Regions from separate parts of the Homo sapiens genome. Here region 2 is linked to region 1. A link is an interaction called in ENCODE POLR2A ChIA-PET data of the cell type or tissue named here. Cell type or tissue: OCI-LY7. All regions are shown on one strand. Links, peaks and the distances in the headings refer to the core of each region. The heading gives the core; the rest is flanking DNA. Region 1 has its middle 5.9 kb from the start of LINC02245. Region 2 overlaps SPRED2 (sprouty related EVH1 domain containing 2).

Evidence for each region. Peaks named below come from ENCODE experiments on the same cell type or tissue, not always from the same donor. Only the 100,000 strongest peaks of a DNase experiment are listed, where the experiment ranks them.
Region 2: POLR2A ChIA-PET joins it to region 1 with 6 read pairs; 2 of 35 experiments call an interaction of 5 or more read pairs at or near these places.

The regions. Positions count from the first base shown.
Region 1 is chr2:64,936,935-64,939,847 of GRCh38, forward strand. No RefSeq gene overlaps it. Among named protein-coding and RNA genes, the nearest start is that of LINC02245, 5.9 kb to the left of the region's middle. RefSeq lists an enhancer at 1,207-1,762. In OCI-LY7, for the core only: no CTCF peak of the experiment used is centred there; a DNase peak (open chromatin) is centred at 1,111; H3K4me3 peaks cover 1,684 bases; H3K27ac peaks cover 2,099 bases.
Region 2 is chr2:65,399,578-65,402,490 of GRCh38, forward strand. All of the region lies in intron 1 of SPRED2 (sprouty related EVH1 domain containing 2), which reads right to left. Among named protein-coding and RNA genes, the nearest start is that of SPRED2, 32 kb to the right of the region's middle. In OCI-LY7, for the core only: no CTCF peak of the experiment used is centred there; no DNase peak of the experiment used is centred there.

The DNA of each region.
Region 1 (2,913 bases), core at 147-2,646:
TCTGCAAGGAGCAGCCCAGTCCTGACTTCTCTGGGCACCTGGGAGTTGGATTCAGCATTCTGTGCAAACACACACACTTGGCCAGAAAGTCCTGAAGCCAGTTTCTTGTATGGACAACAGAGGAAGGTGCGAGGAGTGCTGGAAGTGAGGGGCCTGAAGGAGGACACAGCCAAATAAGATGAGACTTAGCTACACTGAGGTTGTCCCTGTAAGTCAATGGTGACCACTCTAAGGATAAGCCAGTAAGTCAGTGGCCAGCTTTCCCACTCTGCATATTTCTCTTACATTCCAGGTGACATCACCTGGGGTAGCAGACAACACCAGTTGCCAGTAGTTCTCAAAGAATGGTCCCTGGTCACTGGCATCACTGGGAAACCGGTGAGGGAGGAAACTGAGAGGAGGAGCAAAATCTCAGTTTGAACAAGCCCTCCAGGCAACTCCAGTGCACGCAAAGTTTGAAAACCACTGGCCTGAGGTGGGCAGATCACTTGAGGTCAGGAGTTTGAGACCAGCCTGGCCAAAATGGTGAAACCCCATCTCTACTAAAAATACCAAATAGCTGAGCATGATGGCCGTAATCCCAGCTACTCATGGGCTGAGGCAGGAGAATCGCTTGAACACAGGAGGCGGAGGTTGCAGTGAGCTGAGATCATGCCACTGCACCCCAGCCCAGGTGACAGAGCTAGGCTCCATGGCAAATAAAGAAAAAAAGAAAAACCACTGGCTTACACTCTGGCCGTGGTCACCTCTCTTCCTCATTATCAGAACCCTGGCTTTGCTTGGGAAAGTGGGAATCAGGACCACATGCTCAGGACAGAAGAGAGACAGACAGGGACTCAGGGCCACTGAGAGCACAGAGCTGCTGCACCTGCCCTGACCCACACACCTCTAGTCTAGGCTTGTGCGGTTGGGAAACTTAAACCCCTAATTTGCTGAAGCTGCTATTTTCAGATTCCTGCTATTTACAACTGAATCCATTCTCTACCAGTGAACCTGGGGACAGGAAGTTCTGAAAACACCAGGTTTGTCCTGGTTGGAGAAGTGTGGGATTTTTCTCTTGCAGGAACCAAGCACATGGGCTGTCGTACACGCGAGGGGCCAGGGTTCAGAGCTAGATTTCTGGTTTCAGTTTCTCTGCAGGGCTGGGGCAGGCCAGCTGGGCCAGGCCATGGGTGAAGTGGGCGGGCTCTGACCAGAGTGCCAGGGGTGCCATCCCGGGTGCCCACGCCCTGCCCCCCTGCTTCAGCCTTAGCTGCTTTCTCCCAGGACCTGGCAGTTGACAACTCTCCCATGACAAAAAGTCTGCGCCTGGGTGGCTCCAGGGTCAGTTCAGTGACTCAATAACATGAAGCACGCTGGCTTTTTATTTTTATTTTTGTATTTTTTTGAGACGGAGTTTCGCTCTTGTTGCCCAGGCTGTAGTGCAATGGCGCAATCTTGGCTCATGCAAACTCCACCTCCTGGATTCAAGCAATTCTCCTGCCTCAGCCTCTCGAGTAGCTAGGATTACAGGCATGCACCACTATGCCCAGCTAATTTTGTATTTTTAGTAGAGACAAGGTTTCACCATGTTGGTCAGGCTGGTCTTGGACTCCTGACCTCAGGTGATGTGCTTGCCTTGGCCTCCGAAAGTGCTGGGATTACCGGCGTGAGCCACCACACCCAGCCCCTAGCTTTTTATTTTAATTCATTAATTAATTCAATAAAGATTTGTTGAATACCTATTAGATGCCAGGTGCTGCTCTAGGTGTTGGGGAATGGACCAGGGTGCTGCTCTCTGGAAGTTCACATTTGTGCATGTGTGAGAGTGATTGCGGGTCAGCATGTGAGTGAGAGAGTGTGTGTGCATGTATCAGGGAGCGTGAGTGCATATGAGTGTGAGAGTTTGTGTGTGAGTGCATGTGCGTATGAGGAAGTGTAAGAGTTTGTGTGTGAGAATAAACAAGTCCTTAAAGTGTAAAGTGCTAATATGCACTCTGAAAAACAATAAGGCAGGAAAAGGGAATAGAACGATTAAGAAAGGGGTGCATTAGAAAGAGAGTGGTCAGAGGATGCCTCTCCAAGGTGGTGACATTTACACAGGGAGCTGAAGCAAGTGGGTGAACAGGCCAGGTGTGGGCTGAGATCACTCCAGGCTGAGAGCATCCCAGGTGAAGCAGAACAGCTAGCGCAGAGGCCATGAGGCTGGAGCGTGCTGGAAACATTCAAGGATCAACAAGGAAGCCAGAGGTTGGCTTGGAGGGAGGGAGGGGGAGAGTAAAAGGATGAGATCAAAGAGGCAGTGGGGAGTCAGATCACATGGGGCTTTATGGATGTGGAATTTTATTCGTGGAGAGGGAGGGAGTCATCAGTGGGTTTTGAGGAGAGGAGCAATGAGTTCTGACTTCCAAACAGAGTCATCCTCACTACTGTGCACAGAACAGCCTGAGGGACGCCCACCATCCTCTGCTCCGCCATCCTCAGTGTTTTCACTTTACCTTTAGACTTCTGTCCTCCAGGTCACAGGATGGTTGCCATGGCTCCAAATGTGACACGTACACCTCACTCACGTCCAGGCTGCTGAGATCCGCAGATAAAACCAGATCACACCACAGATTTATGTTACTGTGAATTCACTGACCCCAGCCTCACTCCGCTCTCAACATTGCCTAGAAAACCTCCTCTATTTCCCCGGCAAGATTGTGCCCTTTCTCCACAGCAGCTATTTCCAATTATCATCATTTTCTTCAAACCTACAATACCACTACTCTCCCCTCAGTAGATGGTCAAGCTCTTATTTCGCAGAAAAAACAGAAACCATTAGGTGGAAATCCCCTCAGCTGCCACCAAACCTATCAGGAGGATCTTGTCGGCATCTGCCTCATCGCTCCTGCTTCCTCCGTGAGAGGCAGCCCTCGCAGGTGTAGAGGCAGT
Region 2 (2,913 bases), core at 173-2,672, 460 kb after region 1:
TCACCATGTTGGCGAGGCTGGTCTCGAACTCCTGAGTTTGTGATCTGCCTGCCTCGGCCTCCCAAAGTGCTGGGATTACAGGCGTGAGCCACTGCGCCTGGCCTTAACTGGAAACTATTATTCTAAGTGAAGTAACTCAGGAATGGAAAACCAAACATCATATATTCTCACTCATATGTGGGAGCTAAGCTATGAGGACACAAAGGCATAAGAATCATACATTGGACTTTGGGGACTTGGGGGAAAGGGTGGGGATGGCAAAGGATAAAAGATTACACATTGGGTACACTGTATATTGCTCAGGTGATGGGTGTACCAAAATCTCAGAAAATACCACTAAAGAACTTATTCATGTAACCAAACACCACCTGTTCCCCCAAAACCTATTGAAATATAAAAATTAAAAAACAAAAAAACAAAAACCCCCAACAAAGTACCTGAGCTAGTCTCAGCACTGCAGGGTATACACAGGTATAAACTCTTCTCCAATGAAGTTACTGATACTCAATCCTTCTGACATCAAATTCAGTGATTACCTATTAGTTTTCTGAGGTTTAGCTCTTATATTATTCTGGTCCCTCCACAATCCTCCCCCTCAATCCTTCTTAAATAGTTATATGACACTTTTAACTAAGTCAAGATTTGGTGATAAAACTTATGATTATATAAATATTCAGGGCCAACCCTGGAATAGTCCATGGTTATATTTTCTTTCTTATAACTTTCTGCTTTATTCCTATATTAAATATTGCCTCCCTGTTTACTTTTGCTTAGTTTTCTATGTGTGAATTATTGTTTCATCCACAAATAGGGCCAGAAAAAAACAAGTTGTCAGAGAAACTGAAAAACTATTCTCTCAATAGGATCAAAAGCATTTTTGCTTGATGCCATCCCTTCTGGGACCGTTGGCCCTCATCCCCCATCTTTTTTATCCTCATAGGTTACTGGGGTACAGGTGGCATTTGGTTACATGAGTAAGGTCTTTAGTGGTGGCCCCATGTTCCATCTAGGCCGACTGTGCTCAGGGCCTCAGTGTGTGGGCTGGGGTATGGGGGTTCTTCCCTTCCTTTCTGTTCTGTGTTCGTCCCTATTTCCTAGATTCTTTGGTGTTCTCTCTCTCCTTTTCCTTTCTTGCTCTGATGGAAGGTCCTTTCACGTCCTGTTTCTGGTTCAGTCCTGAATCTGGAATCCAGAATTCAGGATTCTGCAGCAAAAACTCCAGCTATCCCACCTTCAGCTTTGCGCCACCCACCCTGGAAGGCAGTTCAGTTCTAGCGTTCTCTGCTCTACTAAATTCACACGCTGGCCTTCCATCTTACAAGATTTGGTTGGTATTTCTCTGGGAAGTTTCTGGGCTTATACTGTTTTTATTCCTTATCATCATTTTAAAATTTTTATTAGTTTTTTTGAGACAGAGTCTCACTCTGTCGCCTAGGCTGGTATGCAGTGGTGTGATCTTGGTTCACTGCAACCTCTGCCTCCCAGGTTCAAGTGATTCTTCTGCCTCTACCTCCTGAATAGCTGGAACTACAGACGTACCACACCACGCCTGGCAATTTTTTTTTTTTTTTATTTCTTAGTAGAGACGTGGTTTCACCACGTTGGCCAGGCTGGTCTTGAACTCCTGACCTCAAGTGATCCACCCGCCTCAGCCTCCCAAAGTGCTGAGATTACAGGTGTGAGCCACTGCGCCCAGCCCCTTATTTCCATTTTACAGTTTTGGGAGGAAGCAGAGATATATACACTTGTTCAGTTTACCAGAAGCCTGCTGAATGGGAACTTGCAGCTTAGCAAGAAGACCCCCCCAGGTGACTCACATGCATATCAAATGTTTACAAACAGATTTACAGTTAGTTGCCATGTCTCATACCATTTTTTTTTTCCTGGTAGCATCAAGTACAAAGACTTATAAGTAGTGAGAGCTCAAGAAGGTATTGGCCAGGCGCGGTGGCTCACGCCTGTAATCCCAGCACTTTGGGAGGCTGAGGCGGGCAGATCATGAGGCCAGGAGATTGAGACCATCCTGGCTAACACGGTGAAACCCCGTCTCTACTAAAAAAATACAAAAAAATTAGCCGGGCATGGTGGCGGGCGCGCCTGTAGTCCCAGCCACTCGGGAGGCTGAGGCAGGAGAATGGCATGAACCCAGGAGGTGGAGCTTGCAGTGAGCCAAGATCGCACCACTGCACTCCAGCCTGGGCGACAGAGCCAGACTCTGTCTCAAAAAATAAATAAATAAATAAATAAAAAAGGAAGTATTTACTACTAACAGTTGGTCAATATTTTAGTTAACTATATGCTAACATCTACACTACTCAGATTATAAATTGTAAAACGATCAGAATATTAGCGCGCGCGCGCACACACACACACACACACACACACACACACACACACCTGTTAATTTGTCTTAGGTAATTCTAAAGGAACACAGGTTTCATCACCAGGAGGATCAGGTATTTCATACAGGCTTGTCTGTGCAGGGAGGCCAGGAGTTTGAAAGCAGCCTGGGCAACATGGCAAAACCCCATCTCTACTAAAAATACAAAAAATTAGCTGGGCGTGGTGGCATGCACCTGTAATCACAGCTACTCGGGAGCCTGAGGCACGAGAATCACTTGAGCCCGGGAGGCGAAGGTTTCATTGAGCTGAGATCTGGCCACTGCACTCCAGCCTGGGAGACAGAGTGAGACTCTGTCTCAAAAAAAAAAAAAAAAAAAAAAAAAAACCAAAAACAAAATAATGCTATTGGGGATCTGGATCACTGAGTGAAGGGTGGTGCCATCTGTCAAGTCAGGAAAGGCCGGGTAAGCGGGCTGCCCACTGTAGGGGATGAGAAGTTCTCTTTTGGATATTTAAGTTTAGATGCCTGTTAGACAACCATATGGAGATACTGATATAACTCTGGAGTTC